Linked DNA regions of Mus musculus: region 1 is linked to region 2. A link is a contact called in ENCODE POLR2A ChIA-PET data. All regions are on one chromosome and are shown on one strand. The core of a region is the stretch at or near the end of the contact, and the rest is flanking DNA. Distances in the headings are between cores, read along the strand shown.

What was found. ChIA-PET counts read pairs that join two places held with the same protein, here RNA polymerase II (POLR2A).
Region 1: POLR2A ChIA-PET joins it to region 2 with 10 read pairs in embryonic stem cell. The contact joins the promoter of Itga2b here to the promoter of Grn in region 2. POLR2A ChIA-PET finds 5 or more read pairs at or near these places in 4 of 5 experiments (Patski and embryonic stem cell).

Annotation. Positions count from the first base shown.
Region 1 is chr11:102,465,765-102,471,790 of GRCm38, forward strand. It overlaps Itga2b (integrin alpha 2b), which reads right to left and starts at 4,119. Exons shown (of 30, transcript NM_010575.2): 1 at 3,761-4,119; 2 at 2,016-2,137; 3 at 1,829-1,926; 4 at 1,563-1,725; 5 at 1,290-1,339; 6 at 713-758; 7 at 493-621; 8 at 126-173. The coding sequence starts at 3,948.
Region 2 is chr11:102,425,683-102,431,904 of GRCm38, forward strand. It overlaps Grn (granulin), which reads left to right and starts at 4,825. Exons shown (of 13, transcript NM_008175.5): 1 at 4,825-4,858.

The DNA of each region.
Region 1 (6,026 bases), core at 2,869-5,368, 39 kb after region 2:
CAAGGGTCAGCAAATCAGATCCTTAGAATCCACTTACTCAATTCTCTCACCAGGACCCAGGGGAAATTGTGCGGAGGTTGCTCCTGCCCCGGGGCTCCGCCCCCCTCGCCCCCTGCATTCCTTGCCTGTAGTGCTCGGATCCCCATCAAACTCGCCCACGGCTACCGAATATCCTGAAGACACAGCACAGTTTAGCAGTTTCCGAGTAAAGCAAGAAGGAAAAGATCAAGGGTCAGGAGTACCGAGGTCATTAGTATAAACTGCCTAGGGCGGCTAGGAAAACTGAGGCGTGCCCAAGATCTCACTAGAATCCACAGCGAGAAGGGTGAGCCAGTGTGGATGGGAAGTGGACATGTGTGGGGAAGAAGCAGGAACAGAGGGCGGGGTGCCTTTGTGCTGGGGATGACTAGCTAAGATTGGCATAGAGGCCCGAACAGAGGCAGGACCTGACTCAGGGTTTTGGGAAGCTTGGAAAGGAGCTGCCAGCGTTACCCCGGTAACCATCGAAAAACACTGGGTTGCTGTTGTCGTAGGTGAAGCGCTGGTTGGAAACATGCCACAAAAGGGTACCCGGGCGGTAGCTGGAGATGATGTTCTCAATTGGAACGCGAGCCAGGAGACCTAGGAAGGGCACAGGGAGAGGGCTATGGGAGCTCAGAAACATGAGTCCCAAACTGCGAGATGGGAGTGGGTTGGATTCCTGGGCACATACCTAAAAAAAAGTAGCCTCCAGGGGCTCCAAGCACTAGCTCCCCAGCCTGAAAAAGAAGTCCTGGTCGTGAGACGGTCTCTCCTATTCTAGAACAACCCAGAACCATTCTGCCTGTATGGTATTCTCATATTCATTTATTCTCATCCTCCCGACCCCCCCCCTTTTTTTTTTCGAGACAGGGGGTCTCTCTGTGTAGCCCTGGCTGTCCTGGAACTCACTTTGTAGACCAGGCTGGCCTCGAACTCAGAAATCCGCCTGCCTCTGCCTCCTGAGTGCTGGGATTAAAGGCGTGCGCCACCACGCCCGGCTAAATGTTAATATATTTTTATCTCATTTTTATGGCAGGGTCTTATTACCTAGCCCAGGTAGACCTCGAACTCGAGCACCCCTTTCTCGGCCTCCAATTGCTGGAATTATAGGCGTGGACCACCGAAGCCATCCCCTTCTCCTTTTAAGAGCAGTCTTACTTTGAAGCCCAGGCTTGCCTTGTATGTAGCCCAGGCTGACCTCAAACTCGCCCTCCCCCTGTCTCAACCATCAAGCTGAGCTCTCTTGTTTGCTTTTGCCTGTGACTTGCCTGGGTCACCGCCAAGCTGAAGCCTGCTTCACAGTATCGCTTGTCTCCGCCTACAAGAGGCAAGCGGGGATCAGCCAAGGGGAGGTCCCCCGAATGTGCGCTTAAGCCAAGAGCCCCGCGTGGGCAGGGGGAACTATGCAGAGCCCGGAGGACATGGAGGCGGGGCCCAGGGGCGTGGTGTAGCGGAGGGGCGGGCCCCCGGGGCCCGAGGTCCTTGGTGGGGCGGGGTTGGCAGCGATCAGTGGGCGGAGCGAATGGCAAACCAGAGCTTACGAAAACTCTCTGCGTAAACGGAGCTCATGGTGTTGGCGCGACAGGGCGAGTACTCTGCGCGGCCCCCGCTTTGGAGCTGAGCCAAGAAGCAGCCTCCTACCGGAGTCTTCTCTGCCTCATCGCGCTTTTCCAGGACATTCCAGTGCTGCCAGGGGGCACAGGCCTAGAGCAGACCCACAGGAGAGTAGGGAAGGGGGCTTATTCGGGCTTCCCCCAACGTGTCCCTACCCTGGATTTGCTCCCTTTGACTTGTCCACAGTACCCACCACAATGACGTCATTCCAGCTGACGACCGACGCCCCAAGTCCTTGCCCGGTCTTGAAGGTTTGGAAAATTTGGAAGCCTAGGTTTCGTGTCTCATCCCCTGGAGGGCACAAGTAAAGGTGGAGCTCTGGAGCCCGGCCATCCATTTCCACCTGGGGACCCCCTTTCCCCTTCATTCTTGAGACTCACTGAGGTCGAAGAGCAACGGGTTGCACTTGCCACCATTGGCCTTCCAGGGGCACAGGAATACGGCTCCAGTCTCCTCTTGACTTGCGTTTAGGGCCCTGGGGGCGCCCACCACGATGGACACGCTGTGTAGGAAAGCTGGATGAGCACAGGTTATGGCCTTTCTATCCTGCCCGGTGCCCACTGCCCCAGCAGTACCTGGAAGGAGGCGTGGCATAGGAAAAACTGGACCACCTTTCCTCACAGATAGTCCTTTGAGGACAACCTCTTCATTTTAGCTGAAAGTGGATTCTTAGGAAATTAACCTGAGACTAAACCAGTTGGTTTGGTTTGGATGGGAAGGCTTTAATAATCCTTACTGAAAAGACCTGTTATGCTTCCTTTGTACACCGATTTCCCTCACCCTCACTCCCTCCCAACAAGAACCAGACAAAATGTCTGCCTGTCAAACTTCTAGAGAGATCCCTTAGCTAGACCTGGTTGAAAGGGGGAAGGCCGGGGAGAGCTCACTGGGATGTACGGTACTGACAGGGTTGAGGAGCCTAGCAGATCTCTGTTTAAATCAGGCCTGCCATATGTAAAATGGAGGTAATGACAACCAATGTTGCTGTTGGAAGAGTAAATGCAATAATTGTATGAGAGGTATTTAGTATGATCCGGCAACATGCTTTTGTAAACGTGTGCGTTAATAAACACACAGGATGCTTATTAAATCGTGCCCATGTGACCAGACCTTGGGGAATGAAGCAGGAGACCGGAAGAAAAGAAAGGAGTTGAACAGAGGCACTCAGGAGCTCTGATGCCAGGAGGGTTTCGTTTGGTTGGTTTTGTCTATTTGTTTTGAGATAGGCTCTCTCTATGTAGCTCTGGCTGTCCCGGAGGAAACTCACTATTTGGATTAGCAGGCTGGCTCTGCCTAACTCTGCTTTCCAGTAAAGGAGATTGGTTAAAGGTGTCTGTCATGACACCCATCAGGAATTCTATGTATTTATTCTGATGGAGTCTTGTTATGTGGCCCTGGCTATTTAACTTGTGGTAGTTCTCCTGCCTCAGCTTCCAAGTCCTGGGTTTGCAAGCACATGTTACCACACTCAGCTAGAGAAGTGCCCTTTAGAATCATTAGAATTGAGGCAACCCTGGGTTCTTCCCCATCACGAATAGTCTCTGCGTGCAAGCCATCTTGGGAAGGGGACCTGATTTTTGATGAAGTGGCTCTCTCAGGCAGAAGAAATAATTTCTTGCAGCTGTCTTTGAGAATAATTACTATTCCCCAGTCCTGGGCAATCCAGTGTCCATCTCAATAAGTCACTCAGGATAAACACAGCTATGTAGATGAGCCAGGAGTCTGACCTCAAAGCCTGATCCATACTGACTGTTAGTAATCTAATACTTCTTTTCAAACATCTGTAATTTGGAAGGAGGTGAGGCATGGAACGGAGGAAAGCAAGGTGTACCAGGTAGGTACTTGTAGCTTTGCCAGTCAGTTTAGGGTGAGGGGAGGGAGGTAAAGCCGGTCACATCACTGACACTTGGGGAAAAGGAAAAAGGAAGACATCAGCTTTAAACTTTTGTGCTCATCTCCCCATTGCTATCTCTCCCCAGTACCCACCCTGGAAACGGTCCTCCATTGACAGGAGCTCCACTCAGACCGGAGAACTGACCTTGCTCATCTAGGTACTGAGAGAGTCCACAGGAGCAATTCGAGGGTGCAGACCTCTCTTAACGCCCATATGTCCTTTAGCGCTCACCTTCCATGTTTGTCCTTATGAAAGTCCACTGAGAAGCCAAAGTGGCTGCCATTGGGACCTGCATAGACGGAGAACTTCTCAGAGTCCAGGTTCAAGGCCCAGACTGGAGGAACAGCACTAGGACCCAAGAACAGTGGTGTCCACTGCAGAAGCCACAGGGAATGCCATGCGCAGGAGGCTCTGGCCATCTTCCTTCTTCCCAAACGTCCTAAACAGGAATGGGCCAGCTCTTTCCCTTTCCCTGAAGTTCCCACCACCGGAAGTTTCAGCTTATCAGACTGGAGCTCATGGCTGAGCAGCAGGCATGGCAGAGGGCAATAGCCTCTAGACGTCGACTAGGACGGGGGAGGGCCCACCCCGGGGATGGATGCTGATGGCTGGAAGTCACTGCTTCCCCTTCCTCTCCAGGAAAGCTCACCTCCATGTCCTGTTGTCTCTGTTTCTCAGCCACAAGCCCGGCAATCCCCTTTCTCTTTCTCTTCCTCTGTCACTGTGAAAGTCCAGCCACCATCCCTTTCTGCCTGGGAAAGTATAACCATGAATTCGCTGCCTGGCTCACTTTGCCATGGCCCACAGTTGTACAGCTCTTACCTCCCCCATGCAGCTGACCATCCTGCTCTTGAATGCTGTGATGTGGCCAAGGGGAGAGGAAGGAGTAAGCAAGCTGTTCTCCCCTGATAAGACCAGAGGCTGTCATCATTTTGAGTAGGACATTTACCCACTTCCTCCCCCATGAGCCTTTGGGCAGCCTCAGCCGGTTGCATTTGACCATCACTTTCCTCACGTCTCCATCTTGAACCAAGTCTTAGTGTGGTTACACTGGAGCCTTCAATACTGGGCAGAGGGGTGATGAATGGGTCTTGGCCTAAGTGGGGGGAGATGGAGCTAAAAGGACATCATTCTGAGGTGCGGCGTTCACAGTCCTCGAGGTTGAGCACCAGCTGTTCAAGTGAACAGCTTTGCTCCTTTTTGGTTGACAGTATCTACATAAATAAAATAGATTGAAAGATAGCTAGAATAGAACCTTCCAGAACTGTTTGTGGACGGAGTCACTGACTAGGAGAAACCTCGTGAGTCCTCAGGATGGCACCATGGCATACACACACATGGGCATGGTACCTGATGGCACTTTTTACTGGGTTGAGTACCCGAGTCCTTTGAGAGCAAGGGTTCTTTCTGCTGTCCTAGGGCCTAGCCCACAGCCCAGCATGTAGTGCTGCTGAAAGGCTGAATCTGAAGTCTTCCTAAAGGATGGAAGGAGTAAACAAAGTGAGGAGGGTCAGATTCTGCGTAGAAATATTCTTCTCGGGCTGGAGAGATGATGGCTCAGTGGTTAAGGGCACTGACTATTCTTCCGAAGGTCCTGAGTTCAAATCCCAGCAACCACATGGTGGCTCACAACCATCCATAATGAGATCTGACACCCTCTTCTGGTGTGTATGAAGACAGCTACAGTGTATTTACATATAATAAATAAATAAGTCTTTAAAAAAAAAGATCCTTCTCTATGGGGGTAGGGGGCAGAGAGCAGAAGAGCACCACGCATGCCCTGATGGTCTTGCTTGCCTTTTGCCCCAAGGCAAAGGGTCGTAGGACTATAGCCACACCCTCCTTTAAGTCTTTTCTTTTTTCCCCTCCTTTTCTGCAGTGCTAGGGATAGCCTTTCGAATGCAGGACAAGTGCTCTACCATGAAGCCATGTCCCCTCCATCTTTATTTCCATGAATTAACCACTGCCTTATCCTACTTTACCACTCTCCCCTCTTCTGAAGCACTCCTAACTCTTCCCTTCCTCGCATGCCTCCCCTTAGCACACAGCCTAACATTTTACCCCTCACTAAGCAGAAAGCTCCTTGGATTTTATTCAGGGCTCTCTTCACTGGTGTGTTTCCAGTGCCAAAACATGACAGGTATGTAGTCAGTCACACACCAGTGTCTGCTGACCCTCTGTCTCCCTACTGTTCCCAGATAAGTGCTTCCTGAATTGTTGGTCTGTTCTGTGTAGCCCAATATTGACTCACATCACATGGTAGTTTTTTGCCTTACAATTAAAAAAATTTTTTTTTAATTTATTTACGTATGTGAGCACACTGTCACTGTCTTCAGAAACACACTAGAAGAGGGCATTGGATCCTATTACAGATGGTTGTGAGCCACCATGTGGTTGCTGGGATTTGAACTCAGGACCTTTGGAAGAGCAGTCAGTGCTCTTAATCCCTGCGCCATCTCTCCAGGCCCTTGCCTTGGATTTTTTTTAACCACAGTTT
Region 2 (6,222 bases), core at 3,575-6,074:
GGGCATCAGGCTGGAAATGGACAGGATGCGTTAATAATAATGACAGAGTCAGGACTTGACATACAAGTGTGCACATGACACGGGGCCACACCCAGGCCCTATTTATAAATCCTGATCAGGCAAGGGGAAAGATTAAAAAAAAAAAAAAAAGCAGAAGCCACAAAGGAAAGATTGATCAGTAGATTTTAGATGACGCAATGTCACAAAACACAAGTGACAGGCTGGGAGACAATGGCTGCAAAATATGTAATACCCAGGACATCCAAACACTTTGTGAGTAAAAGGAAAACTCAGAAAAACAAATTAGAGGGTAACTGGGCGCATCCCTCCATGTGTGTGTTGAACAATATTAAGTTTAGGTCAGTGGTTTCTCAGGAGAATAAATTGACCTTTATCATGGGAGTGGGGCCCTCCTAATCCACGGAAGGCCTGAATCATACAAGATGGGCCTGGACCTTCTCTCTACCATTAGCTTTCCTGGGGCTTAAGCCTCCCAGAGTACTCTAAGCTTTAAGACAGGGACTTGGTGTGTGTGTGTGTGGGGGGGGCTGGAGAGATGGCTCAGCAGTTAAGAGCACTGGCTGCTCTTCTGAAGGTCCTGAGTTCAAATCCCAGCAGCCACATGGAGGCTCACAACCATCTGTAATGAGATCTGATGTCCTCTTCTGATGCATCTGAAGACAGCTACACTGTACTTAGACATAATAATAAATAAATCTTAAAAAAAAAAAAAAAAGGTAGACCACTTGCCAGACATACCCTAGCACTACACAAAAAATAAACAAACAGAGGCTAGGAATGGAGGCATGGCTCAGCAGGTCAAGTGTGCTCGTGGTGTGAGGACTATGCACAGCCATTGCAATGAGGGAGGGAGCAGAGACAGGTATGTATACCCCCCGGGGGTCCAGGGCAACCAGTCTGGTTGAGATGGCGGTCTACCGGTTCTGTGGGTGATCAGGGATATAAAGCTGAGCACAGTACCACGCGCCTTTAATCCTAGCACTTGTGAGGCAGAGGCAGGTGGATCCCTGTGAATTCTAGGCCAGGCTGGTCAACAGAAGTTTACACAGTGAGCCTCTATCTCAAAAAGTGTGATGGAAAGAACCGAAATCCTCATGTGTTTGTTGCTGGTGGGGATACAAAATGGTACAGCCACTTTGGAAAAACATTCTCACAGTCACTCAAAAAGTTCAGCACAGAATTGGGGTCACTCTTATGTGACCTCAGATTTTCACAGCTTTGTAAGAAGAATGGAAACGTGGACACACGAAAATGAATATCAGTGATGCTGTTTGCAATAGCCGAAACAACCAAGATGGCCATCACTTAATGAGTGACATCCAGGAGGGACCAGTGCCCTGACATACAGCCAACAGTCCTTAGCATGGTGAAGCGCTCGCCTGGAGGCTGTGGTTAGCCGGCAGACACAAAGGGCTGCGGCCAGACCGCTCACGGCTACTTCTAGGCAGCACCTGGATCAGGTTTTGATGTGGCACAGGGGCACTTTCATCGAAACTGTGGGCTTCCTGGGATCCATGCTTGGGTTTTCTAGAACCAAGTTATTTATAAAGGACCTTTTTGTATGCTGTGTGACTTTTGAGACTTCAACAAATATCTGCTCTCTCCTGATAGAGGACACTGATGTCAGACCAAAAGCACCCAATTCTAGCTTAGTGAACACCTGTGTTTAATGGGACTACTTACGGGCGTGTAGATGATTTGAAGACAGCTGTATCACCAAAAAGGCTACCCAAGCTCAGGAAAGCTGTATCTCTAGAGCTCCCTGGTAACATGACACTATGAGTTACTATGAGTGTTACCCTATGAGTCTTGTAAGTTTCCAGATTTTCCTGGGCCTTCTAAGTTGACCTTTCCTCTGTACTTTCTTTTTCCCTCTAAGAGGTTTCATTTCAGGGGAACTAGCTACATAACACACCAATATTTCTGCTTTATAGCAAAAATGTTATGCTATCTTATTATGATCACTTCATTATAAATATGTTTTTTAGTAGCCCCAGAATATAATTTTCCATTTTTCACAAGCACTTTCAAAACTAAGTTCTAGGGCTGGAGAGACAGCTTAGGAATGCTTATTGCTCTGGTAGAGGATTTGGTTTGCAATACTCACGTGGGGCTGTAACTCCAGCTCCAGTGATTCAGTACCCTCTGGCCCCCAAAGGCTCCTGCACACATATGATACATATAAATTCATGCATGCATACATACATATATACATACATCTAACTTAAAAATTTTTTTACGAAGCTTACAAAACCTATCTAAGTTCTAAAATAGTAACCGAGAAGACGGCAAACTGGATAAAGGAGCTCAAATCTGTAATCCCAGCACTTAAGAAGCAGAGGCACCAGGATCAAGGTCAGGAAGTTCAAGGTTAGTCTAGGGTACAAAGTGAGCCTGAGACCAGACAGACTCTGTCTCTAAAGTGGGGTCGGGGGAGGAGGAGGAGGCAGAGCCTGCTGGTTCATGTCTATAATCCCAGCTAAAGAGTCCAAGTTCAAGGTCTATGTGGGTTATATAGTGAGTTCAAGGCTAGCCTGGAAAACTTAGGGAGACTCCATCTCAAAATAAAAAGTAAAAAAAAAAATAAAAATAAAAATGAAGAGGCTGATCTTCTATGGCAAGATGGGAGGCAGAGTCAAGAAAATCATTTGGAGGCTTAAGGGCCAGGTATCATGAAGCACACAGCGCGCAGAGGCAAAAACAGAGACCTTGCCTTAAAAACAAGGTAAACGCCGGGCGTGGTGGCGCATGCCTTTAGTCCCAGCACTGGGGAGGCAGAGGCAGGCGGATTTCTGAGTTCGAGGCCAGCCTGGTCTACAAAGTGAGTTCCAGGACAGCCAGGGCTATACAGAGAAACCCTGTCTCGAAAAAAACCAAAACCAAAACCAAAACAAACAAACAAACAAACAAGATAAACAAGGTAGGGTGGTGGTGGTGGTATGTGGCTTTGAACCCCAGCACTGAGGAGGCAGAGGCAGGTGGATCTCTCTGTGTTTGAGTCCAGCCTGGTCTATAGAGTGAGTTCCAGGCTAGCCAGAACTCCACAGAGAAACCCTTTCTTGATAAACAAAACCAGGTGGACAGATCGACTGTCCAAATGTTGTTCTGTGAAATATGCGCTCCCTCCTTCAGACGGAAACCAGAACCTCTCGTGTTAGATTAGAGCAATGCCATTAAGCTGTAGCCCCAGAAGTTTGTTCTACCTTTTTATTATTTATTTCAAGCGATTGCGTATGTAAGTCTGGGGGTGCGCTAATGCTATGGTGTGTGTGCAGAAGTCAGAAGTCGTGGTTTCTGGGAGTCATTTCTGTCTTGTGAAACAAAGGAAGCAGGTTTGTTAAGCTTTTACCTGCTCCCCATTTTATTTCCCCTTGAGGCAGTGCTGCGTCTAGGATGTAGCTCAGTTGGTAGCACTTGTAGCTCAGCATGCTCAAGGCCCTAGGTCTAATCCCAGCAGCACAGAAACTAAACACGGCAATCTGCACTTGCAATCGTGGCGCTTGGGAGATGGGGGCAGAAAACTGAGAAGTTCTGTGTCAGCTATCTATCAAGCTGAAGCTCGTCTGGAACACAGGAAACCCTGACTCAGAGGGTGAGCTGCAATGTTGCTGAGTCTGGTTTCCAACTCCTGGGGTTCAGCAGCACCCCTTCCTCAGCCTCCGCAGATGGCTGTGTCTCACTAGAAGCATAAGCAATGGTCTGTTCTGGGGACACCTGTATGAATGTCATGGAACACCTATGCTAACACCATCAGGATGCAGAATGATGCACCAGTCTTACACACTTTCTGGGACTCCAGTGTAAGAAGCCCTCACGGAATTCCACAACCCTGCATGCACTCCTCTCTATGTAAGACTCCCACTGTCCTGAACTGTATGGCTGACCCCCATGGTCTCTATTCACCCACCATAACAATTCCTCGAAGGTGGGGACAGCTGAAACAAGGAAACCCCTTCCATCTCGACAGCCACCAGCCTACTCCACAGGCAGTGCCACACACTTGGCTAATGCCCTTATCTTGAACGTGGCTTTCAACCCTTGCTAGAGGCTGTCTGTAAAGAACAAGATATAAACTACCCAAGGAAAGGATTCACTGTCTTTCCCAATCTAGTTTCAAGTTCCTCTGTCCCACCTTATCAGCCTCTTAAAATTCTTTCAGCTTCAATTTAATGCAGTGCTATCAATATGGATTTAAATCTCTTCTTCCCCCCAGTTTGAGCCAATCTCCTGCCTCCTCCCTACACACATCTACAGTGCCCGGTACTCGCCCTTGAACCTTTATTAGATTTAGTCTAAGCCACTCTCCCCATTCAAACCTGGGGACTATTTATCTTCACCCTCACAACCATCTTCCAACTGGTTTCGAGTCCTTGTCTGCCAGGCGTGAAGAGACAGGAATGTACAAAAGTCCCGATCCAGAAGCAGACACCCTCCAGTAAACGACCTTGAACGCGTGCCCTCAGGGCAGCTCTCCTAACTGTGGGTGCCCTTAGGCATGAGGTGTCTCATCTCTGCAACACTCTGCCGCCAGAACCCAAACCAGCAAGCTCTGCCCTGGGGGAGGCGGGCTATGTTGTCATATGATTCTCTAATCACATGATCCCTAGAAATGGGGTGTGGGGAGAAAGAGGAAAGGGAGGAGGAATGTGAACTGAGTAGAAAAGAAACACAGCATTCCAGGAGAGTCCCGCCTCTACGTAGACAAGTAACCAATGGAAGCCCTGGATCTCCGAGCAATGGCTAATGGAAATTGAGGTGGGCGGGCCATCGTGCGGCCAAGCCCTAGTCCTGGAGCTGACCGCCAGATGCCTCCCAGGGAGCCCGGACCCCGACGCAGGTAGGAGGACCCTCTGCAGACAATCTCCCCGGCTACTGTCCAGAGGTCCAGAGGCCTGACCAGGCTGCCTGTGCAATTGAGGGTCCTCTGGAGTCTCAGCTCAGAGACAAGAGAAGACCTGCCTCTTGAAACTCCCCTAGGGGTTTCTGATGCACTAACGAGGTTGTTTTTTTCTTTTCTTTTTTGGAGGGGTGGGGGCAGTTGTTGTAGAGACACCTCCCCGCACCCCCTCCCCCCCAATAAGAGGCTTCTCTTGCCCAGCATGTCGGAAAGCTGCAGGCCTTTCTCCAGGACAGGAACCACCCCACTCTTGGGCCAGCTCCTCTCTTGTCCGTACTTCCCACCTCTGTCTCCAGGTCCGGCTCTTTCTCTTTCGGACGCTGCAAGTGTTCTCTGCGGCGGCGTGCATTGGGTGGGGATCTCCGGCCCTTGGCCCCCAGAGCTCAAAGGGGTTGCGAGCAGGACCAGGGCGTGATGGCTGAGTCCCTGGGTTGTGTCAGCTTTATTTCCTTTCTTGGGGGGCGAGAGAGCTAATTTCCGCCTCTCCCCGCCACTTTTCCCCCGCTGCCTCTCATCTGGATTGGCTCACCTTTTAGGAAATTCATTTCCCCTCGACACTCAGAGTTGGGGGGTGCCACCTAGTGGAAGATGTCGGAGCTAGGGCTTTGAAAGGCTCCAGTTCTCCCTAGCTGTGTAGTGTAGAGGTGGCCAGGGGCTCACCACTCCCTAGCCCCGTTGAGAGGAACTGGGTCTTCCCTACCCCTTCCTGGTTAGGAGATGGCCTCTGGGATGTTCTTTGAATTAGGTGAAAGGGCACTTGAAAAGACCTAGAGAAGGAAAGAGAAAGATGGCAGATCCTTCTATGTAGCCCAGGCTGGCCTGGGATTCACCTTATAGCCCAAGTTGGCCTGGCACTTGCAACCCTCCTACCTCAGCCTCCCAAATGCTGGGATCAAAAGCATGCCTGCCATGTGTGGGTGGCATTTCCTGTCTTTCATAGCCACCAGTGTCCAGGCAGAGAAGAATTGAGACACAGGGAGCAATTTCTGACATAGAGTGTCACTTCCAGGACTAAAACCCAAGTCTCTGTACCTACTTTTTAAATATTTTATTATTATTATTATTATTATTATTATTATTTTTTTTTTTTTTTTTTTTTTTTGGTTTTTCGAGACAGGGTTTCTCTGTGTAGCCCTGGCTGTCCTGGAACTCACTCTGTAGACCAGGCTGGCCTCAAAACCAGAAATCTGTCTGCCTCTGTCTCCCAAGTGCTGGGATTAAAGGTGTGCACCACCACCGCCCGGCTCCCACCCTGTTTCTATCCTGCTTGGGTCACCTGCCAGAAAAATGCTCTGTCCTGTCCT